2 separate regions of the Homo sapiens genome follow, and region 2 is linked to region 1. A link is an interaction called in ENCODE POLR2A ChIA-PET data of the cell type or tissue named here. Cell type or tissue: HepG2. All regions are shown on one strand. Each heading gives the region's core, and the rest is flanking DNA. Links, peaks and the distances in the headings are about the cores only.

Region 1 (4,388 bases), core at 317-4,316:
AAGGAAAAAAGACCCCATTTATAATACGTATAGGCAAATATATATATGGTAACTAGGGATAAACTAAAGAAAAGTCCAAAACCTGTATGAATAAGCTATACAAATCTACTGAAAGTAGTAAAATAAAACTAGAATAAATGAAAAGACATACCACGTGCCTGGATGTAAAGACCTCCCTTAGTCCATTTGTGCTGCCATAATAGAATACTACAGACTGAGAAATTTATAATGAACAGGAATTTGTTTCTCACAGTTCTAGAAGCCAAGAAGTTCAAGATCAAGATACTGGCATCTGGCAAGGTACCTGCTGCATCATAACATGGTGGAGGGCATCACATTGCAGAAGGGGAAAGACAGAGAGAAACAAACACAAAAGGGGTCTGAACTCTTCCTTTTATAAGGAACCCACTTCCTTGGTAATGGCATTAATCCATTCATGAAGATAGATCCCTCATAGCCTAATCACCTATTAAAGGTCTCACTTTGTTTGTAGAGACAGGGTCTCACTCTGTCATGTAGGGTGGATGGAATACATTGGCACAATCACAGCTCATTGCAGCCTTGACTTCCCGGGCCTAAGCAGTCCTTCCACCTCAACATCCCAAGTAGCTGGGACCACAGGCATGTGTCGCCACACCTGGCTACTGATTTTTTTAATTTTGTAGAGACAGGGTCTCCCTATGTTGCCCAGGCTAGTCAGGGACTCTTGGGCTCAAGGGATCCTCCCACCTTGGCCTCCCAAAGTGCTGGGATTATAGGTGTGAGCCACTGCAGCAGGCTCCCACCTCTTTTTTTTTTTTTTTTTTGAGACAGAGTCTCACCCTGTTGCCTAGGCTAGAGTGCAAAATGGCACGATCTCGGCTCACTGCAACCTCCACCTCCTGGGTTCAGGCGATTCTCCTGCCTCAACCTCCCGAGTAGCTGGGATTACAGGCACGCACCACCAGGCCCGGCTAATTTTTTGTATCTTTAGTAGAGACAGGGTTTCACCATGTTGGCCAGGCTGCTTTCGAACTCCTGACCTCATGATCTGCCCGCCTCGGCCTCCCAAAGTGCTGGGATTACAGACATGAGCCACTGCGCCCAACCCTCTACCTCTTAATACTGTTAAAATTGTTATTAGGTTTCAAGAGGAGTTTGGGAGGGGACAGATACTCAAACCATAGCAAGACCCATTCTCCCCAAAATAAGCTATAAATTTAATGTACTTTCAATTAACTTCACAATAGCATTTATTTATTTATTTATTGAGAGAGAGAGAGAGAGAGAGAGAGAGAGAGACGAGGTCTCACCCTGTTGCCCAGGCTGGAGTGCAGTGGTGCGATTAGCGCTCACTGCTCCTGGGCTCAGGTGATCCTCCCACCTCACCCTACTAAGTCGCTGGGACCATAGGCATGCACCACCATACCCAGCTAATTTTTATATTTTTCGTAGAGACGGGGTTTTACCTGTTGTCCAGGCTGATCTTGAACTCCTGAGCTCAAGTGATCTGCCCATCTCTGCCTCCCCAAGTGCTGGGATTACAGGCGTGAGTTAGTGTGCCCGGCCCAATAGAATATTTTAAAGACTGGTTTAGCTGAAAAAAAGATTATGTAAGAATAGCCTTGAAAATATTAAAGAGGAAGAGTAGTGTTGAAAATATTGCCCTAGCATATATGAATTAGTGGTATGCTAATTCATATGTAATGTATGTATGTAAAAATATTAAAAAATTAGCTGGGCATGATGGTGCATGCCTGTAGTCCCAGCTACTCGGGAGGCTGAGGCAGGAGTATTGATTGAACCTGGGAGGTGGAGGTTGCAGTCAGCCGAGATGGTGCCACTGCACTCCAGCCTGGAGACAGAGCGAGACTCTGTCTCAAAAAAAAAAAAGAAAAAAAGTGACTCCAAAAAAGGTAGAACTTTAAGACAGTGGAGAAAGAATTTTATAAATGCTGTTGGAATAGTTGACTAAATTGGAAAAACCATTTTAGGTCTTTTTTCCATGCCATAAATTCAAGATGGATTAAACATTTAAATTTAAGGCATAAAACTATGCAAATAAAAGAGAATATAAGTGGGTATTTCTGTCATCTGATGTGGGGAAACCAAAGATAGAAATCGTAAAGCAGGGGCACAAACTCAGTGCCAACAGAAGCCAGGCAGGAAATTGAATCAGCCAAATACACTTGGTAGAAGGCAAAATCATGAAACCATCAATTTCTTTTCTTTTATTTTTTTTGATAGAGGTAGAAATATTTACGTTGAGAAAAATAACAGCCCAAGCACAAGTGGCAACCTACATCTGGTCCAGAATTAGGAAGTGATAAGGAGTGGTAGAAATGGTGACAAATGGCGATTCTGTTGACAATAGGGCCAGGCACACTTACACTGTAACCCATAAGCATTCAGGGCCGCCCCCTCCCCCTGCCCCCCCCAACACACACACACAAATTGTGCAACAACATGGCAGCCTGGGAGCAGAGGCCACTCAGCTCCAGGCTGTTTTTGCCGTGTAAGAATGGAGCCCAGGGTTATTAGATCTGACCTTTTTCTGTATAGAGCTGGAAATTGCTAATTTTATGTTAAATCTCCCAAATCTAAATTATCTCAATCTTTAAAATTTTGTACAGGCCAAACAAAATACTTGTTCAGGCCAGATTCAGTCCAGAGGCCTTGAGTTTATGAACTCTGCTGTAAAGTTGTGGTTTTAGTTTCAGGATTATGCTTACACCTTTAAATGAGTTGGGATGCTTTCCATCATTTTTTTGTATACTCTGAATCAGTTTACAGTAGTTCGCCCTTATTTTCAGTTTCGCTTTCTGCAGTTTCAGTTACTCATGGTCAACTGTAGTCTGAAAATATTAAATGGAAAATTCCCAAAACAATTTGTAAGTTTTCGATTATTCACCATTCTGAGTAGTGTAATGAAATCTCAAGCTGTCGTGCTCACTGCATCTCACCCAGGACGTGAATCATCCCCTGCCCAGTGTCTGCATGCTGTGTACACTACCTGCCCATTAGGGTCTTGGTTATCAGTTCAAAAAAACGTAGGACTCGGTGCTATCCGGGTTTTCAGGCATCCAGTGGGGGTCTGTGAACATATCTACCATCGATAAGCAGGGACTACTGTACATAGCAGACTACTTATCTATGCAAGTTTAGCGAGTTCCACTTTCATTGCCATTGGGGTCTGAAGCCTTTTTTGTGAAGATATTTCTATATTTTCAAGTTTTCTTCTTGAGCCAGTTTTGGTTATATTCCTATAAAATCTATTCTAGAATTTAAAATTAATACTCAAATTATCTCATGGATGTTTTTAAATCTCTGCATAAGAATTTTTTTATCTGTCTCATTCTTAGTGTTTTGGTTAGTTGATTTCAATTCCTTTCATTGTTTTGTTTTAATTCATACATTTTTGTTTGACCTTTATTAATTCCTTCTTCTGGCTTATTTTGTTTGATTTGTTCTTTTTCTACTTTCCAGAATTGAATTCTTGTGTCCATTTATTTTCATTATTCTTTTTTAGATTGATAATACGATCAGTTACACTTATACACCTACACAGTAGCCTGTAAGAATACTTTTCCCATGTTGAAGGTAATGGATTTTTCTCTCAGTATGAGATTTTTTTCCCACAATGTGATTAACTTCTAAATGGTCTGTGATTTGTTTTAGTTACTTACTAGACAGAAGTCATTTTATTTTATTTTATTTTATTTATTTTTTTGAGGTGGAGTTTCACTCTTGTCACCTAGGTTGGAGTGCAATGGCGTAATCTCTGCTCACTGCAACCTCTGCTTCCTGGGTTCAAGGGATTCTCCTGCCTCAGCCTCCTGAGTAGCTGAGATTACAGGCACCCACCACCACACCCGGCTAATTTTTGTATTTTTAGTAGAGACGGGGTTTCACCATGTTGGCCGTGCTGGTCTGAACTCCTGACCTCAGGTGATCCACCCACCTTGGCCTCCCAAAGTGCTGTGCTGAGATTACAGCTGTGAGCCACCACACCTGGCCTGAAGTCATTTTAAAGATTATTTTTTGAATTTATAAGTAGTTTCCTTTTGTTTATCTTTTTATTGTTGAGTTAATTTTACACATTGTAGTCACGTATTGTGGCCTCTAAGAGTTCTGTTCTGTGGAATCTTCCTATAGCATGATAAATAGTTTATCTAAATGTAGATGTTCCAGATTCATATGAAAAGGTGTTTTCTTTGTTAAGACACAAAGTTATACACACACACGCACACACAGTATAGATACGTAGATATATAATATATATATATTATTTGTTTTGGGTTTTTTTTTTTTTTTGACAGAGTCTCACTCTTTTGCCTAGGCTTGAGTGCAGTGGCGCGATCTTGGCTCACTGCACCCTCCGCCTTCCGAGTTTAACCGTTTCTCCTGCC
Region 2 (4,388 bases), core at 277-4,276, 290 kb after region 1:
GGCTGAGTGGGCCCTGGCGGTGGTCTGGAAGGGGCTGCGGCTCCAGCACATGGGGTTGGGTTGTGTAGTCCTAGGTGGACACGCACATGGTCCCAGACTGTGAGAGGTGTGGTGGAGAGCCCTCACCTGCTCTTGGTTTTCCCCTGCAGGAGCCTGGGTCCAGGTGTCACCATCACCTGAGCTCCAAGAGGGCCAGGCTGTGGTCCTGAGCTGCCAGGTACACACAGGAGTCCCAGAGGGGACCTCATATCGTTGGTATCGGGATGGCCAGCCCCTCCAGGAGTCGACCTCGGCCACGCTCCGCTTTGCAGCCATAACTTTGACACAAGCTGGGGCCTATCATTGCCAAGCCCAGGCCCCAGGCTCAGCCACCACGAGCCTAGCTGCACCCATCAGCCTCCACGTGTCCTGTAAGGACTTTTGTCCCATCCAGGTGTGGGGGAAGGAATGCAGTCCCCCAGTCCTGGGCTGTGTCACATGACAGAGCCCTGGATGAGGGACCCCCCTGGCTGGGTCCTGACCACTCCCCACCCTGTGTAGATGCCCCACGCCACGTCACACTCACTACCCTGATGGACACAGGCCCTGGACGACTGGGCCTCCTCCTGTGCCGTGTGGACAGTGACCCTCCGGCCCAGCTGCGGCTGCTCCACGGGGATCGCCTTGTGGCCTCCACCCTACAAGGTGTGGGGGGACCCGAAGGCAGCTCTCCCAGGCTGCATGTGGCTGTGGCCCCCAACACACTGCGTCTGGAGATCCACGGGGCTATGCTGGAGGATGAGGGTGTCTATATCTGTGAGGCCTCCAACACCCTGGGCCAGGCCTCGGCCTCAGCTGACTTCGACGCTCAAGGTCAGTGTGTGTGTGTGTGTGTGTGTGTGTGTGTGTGTGTGTGTGTCCTTTAAAAGAGGAGAGGAGGTGGGACAGGGTTCTAGAAGCCTGGGGGCACGGGAATAGTCCCCATTCCCACCCTTCCTAACGATGGTGGACTCCAGACTTGAGTTTCTTAGGAGAACCTTTTATAAACACCAAATTTTACAAGTATGCCCAGTGGATAAAACTAAACAGGGAATTTCAGGAGAAAGTGCAGCAGGGGAGGGGAGGTCTGTGGTCTCCCCATTTGCCCCCAGCCAGGGTCAGGGAGGGGCTCAGGGCTTTCCAGGACTCTGTGGAACTCTACTTGGGACCACTCAGGAGCCAGTGGGCTATTCCCAAGCTTGACTTCTAAGCCACATTTATAGGTGGGCCACCCAAGGCTCCCAAAGGCCAAGGGGCTCCCCAGCAGTAGGAGTAGCTCACCCACATGGAGACAGGTGGCCTGCTGTACACAGCCTCAAGACCCTCACTGGTGTCCTGTGCCCTCCCTCTCCCCAGCTGTGAATGTGCAGGTGTGGCCCGGGGCTACCGTGCGGGAGGGGCAGCTGGTGAACCTGACCTGCCTTGTGTGGACCACTCACCCGGCCCAGCTCACCTACACATGGTACCAGGATGGGCAGCAGCGCCTGGATGCCCACTCCATCCCCCTGCCCAACGTCACAGTCAGGGATGCCACCTCCTACCGCTGCGGTGTGGGCCCCCCTGGTCGGGCACCCCGCCTCTCCAGACCTATCACCTTGGACGTCCTCTGTGAGTCTGGCTGGATGCAGGGTGGGACTCACAGGAATGACAGAAGCCCACAGGGATCACGGCATGGCCGGAACCCGACAGGTGTCCAGTGGGGAACTCGGTACCCAGTAGCTAGTGGAGCACTGGGCAAGGAGCATTAAGAGTAGGGGGCGCTGGGGTGAGTCCTGTCTGGGCAGAGGAGCAGTGCCTCAGACTGGGTGGTTGGGAGCCATAGGGGTGGGGAGCCAGGGCCCTCCTGAGTTTGAATGCCACCTGCAAACTGGCCTCCTGCAGGCTGCTGCCTGTGACTCCGTGTAAGCCTCTCATGCCCTGCAGACGCGCCCCGCAACCTGCGCCTGACCTACCTCCTGGAGAGCCATGGCGGGCAGCTGGCCCTGGTACTGTGCACTGTGGACAGCCGCCCGCCCGCCCAGCTGGCCCTCAGCCACGCCGGTCGCCTCTTGGCCTCCTCGACAGCAGCCTCTGTCCCCAACACCCTGCGCCTGGAGCTGCGAGGGCCACAGCCCAGGGATGAGGGTTTCTACAGCTGCTCTGCCCGCAGCCCTCTGGGCCAGGCCAACACGTCCCTGGAGCTGCGGCTGGAGGGTAAGGCAGGGCCTAGGCCAAGCCCACTGGGATGGAAGCCCACTGTGGTGTCCGGCTGGGCCCGGCTGATCCTGGCCTCCTTGGCACAGGTGTGCGGGTGATCCTGGCTCCGGAGGCTGCCGTGCCTGAAGGTGCCCCCATCACAGTGACCTGTGCGGACCCTGCTGCCCACGCACCCACACTCTATACTTGGTACCACAACGGTCGTTGGCTGCAGGAGGGTCCAGCTGCCTCACTCTCATTCCTGGTGGCCACGCGGGCTCATGCAGGCGCCTACTCTTGCCAGGCCCAGGATGCCCAGGGCACCCGCAGCTCCCGTCCTGCTGCCCTGCAAGTCCTCTGTGAGCAGAGGGTCCTTGGCCAGGGCTGCCCAGGAGGAGGGTGGTGGAGGGTGCTTCTGGGCTCTGGTGGGAGTGGGCAAAGGACTGCAGTGGGCCCAGGAATGGGCAGTTGGGGAAAGAGGACATAGGTGCTAGAGAAAGAGACAGTCCTATAAGCCCTGCCTGGAGCACTCTGCCCACAGGACTCCTGGGAAGGTGTCACTTCTAGGAAGTGGCCATTGGTCCAGAGGCCTCAGCCTGACCAACCCCAGGCAGCTAGGCAATGAGCAGTACAGGGTGCCTAAGCAAGGTCCCCATCTGTGCCCTGCCTGCCCACAGATGCCCCTCAGGACGCTGTCCTGTCCTCCTTCCGGGACTCCAGGGCCAGATCCATGGCTGTGATACAGTGCACTGTGGACAGTGAGCCACCTGCTGAGCTGGCCCTATCTCATGATGGCAAGGTGCTGGCCACGAGCAGCGGGGTCCACAGCTTGGCATCAGGGACAGGCCATGTCCAGGTGGCCCGAAACGCCCTACGGCTGCAGGTGCAAGATGTGCCTGCAGGTGATGACACCTATGTTTGCACAGCCCAAAACTTGCTGGGCTCAATCAGCACCATCGGGCGGTTGCAGGTAGAAGGTGAGTGGAAGAGAGGGGAGGAGGAGGGGCTCTGATGCTCTCAGGTCCAAGTCCACGAGAGGGGCTGGAGCTCCCACTAGAGCGGGCTGTCTGGTCTGAGAAAGCTCTGCCTTGAGAAGCCTAATCTGGTGGAGGGGGCACAGCTCCCACTGGAGGGGGCATGGTTCCACCTTGGAAAGCCCTATACCAAGTCAGACTGAGACCTTCCCACAATGTGCAGAGGCCCCTCAGAGGTCCCACCCAGAGGCTCCAGCCCCCAAGGCCTACAGATCCCCAATCATCTCTCTATCCTCCGCCCGCAGGTGCACGCGTGGTGGCAGAGCCTGGCCTGGACGTGCCTGAGGGCGCTGCCCTGAACCTCAGCTGCCGCCTCCTGGGTGGCCCTGGGCCTGTGGGCAACTCCACCTTTGCATGGTTCTGGAATGACCGGCGGCTGCACGCGGAGCCTGTGCCCACTCTCGCCTTCACCCACGTGGCTCGTGCTCAAGCTGGGATGTACCACTGCCTGGCTGAGCTCCCCACTGGGGCTGCTGCCTCTGCTCCAGTCATGCTCCGTGTGCTCTGTGAGTGTGAACCCCCTCCTCCGCCTTAGTCTCCCCACATCTCACACGCCCACCTCAGTTCTTCCTCCTCTTCTGTCTGCCAAGAGTGAAGGCTTCACGGATATTGAGTCCTGGGTTGGAATCCTGGCTCTCCCGCTGTCTGGTTGGGTGACCTTGTAAAATGGGGAATACATCATTCGCCTCATCCTGCAAGTTGTATAAGAAATAAATGGCTGGTGCAGGGGCTTATGCCTGTAATCCCAGCACTTTGAGAGGCTGAGGTGGGCGGATCACTTGAGGTCAGGAGTTCAAGACTAGCCTGGTCAATATGGCGAAACTCCGTCTCTACTAAAAATACAAGAATTAGCACGGCATGAAGGCACACACCTGTAATCCCAGCTATTCAGGAGGCTGAGGCAGGAGACTCACTTGAGCCTGGGAGGTGGAGGTTGCAGTGAGCCAAGATCACCACAACGCACTCCAGCCTGGGTGACAGACTGAGACTCTGTCTCAAGAAAAAAAAAAAAAAAAGAAAAGAAAAGAAGAGAAAAAACCAAAAGAAATAAAGCGTGCTGAGTGTGTCTGGCACACGATAAGCCCTCATCAGTCTTGGTCTCCCACTCCAGCCTTCACCAAGGCCTACACTGTATCAGTCAGCTATTGCTATTGACCACAA

Evidence for each region. ChIA-PET counts read pairs that join two places held together with the same protein. Peaks named below come from ENCODE experiments on the same cell type or tissue, not always from the same donor. Only the 100,000 strongest peaks of a DNase experiment are listed, where the experiment ranks them.
Region 2: POLR2A ChIA-PET joins it to region 1 with 5 read pairs; 2 of 35 experiments call an interaction of 5 or more read pairs at or near these places.

The regions. Positions count from the first base shown.
Region 1 is chr20:3,978,997-3,983,384 of GRCh38, reverse strand. The region is part of intron 1 of RNF24 (ring finger protein 24); the gene reads left to right. Among named protein-coding and RNA genes, the nearest start is that of RNF24, 34 kb to the left of the region's middle. In HepG2, for the core only: no CTCF peak of the experiment used is centred there; a DNase peak (open chromatin) is centred at 2,404; H3K4me3 peaks cover 1,204 bases.
Region 2 is chr20:3,690,685-3,695,072 of GRCh38, reverse strand. It overlaps SIGLEC1 (sialic acid binding Ig like lectin 1), which reads left to right. Exons shown (of 22, transcript NM_023068.4): 12 at 150-410; 13 at 541-852; 14 at 1,375-1,626; 15 at 1,942-2,211; 16 at 2,301-2,552; 17 at 2,871-3,170; 18 at 3,473-3,733. Among named protein-coding and RNA genes, the nearest start is that of ADAM33, 11 kb to the right of the region's middle. In HepG2, for the core only: no CTCF peak of the experiment used is centred there; no DNase peak of the experiment used is centred there; H3K27me3 peaks cover 2,735 bases.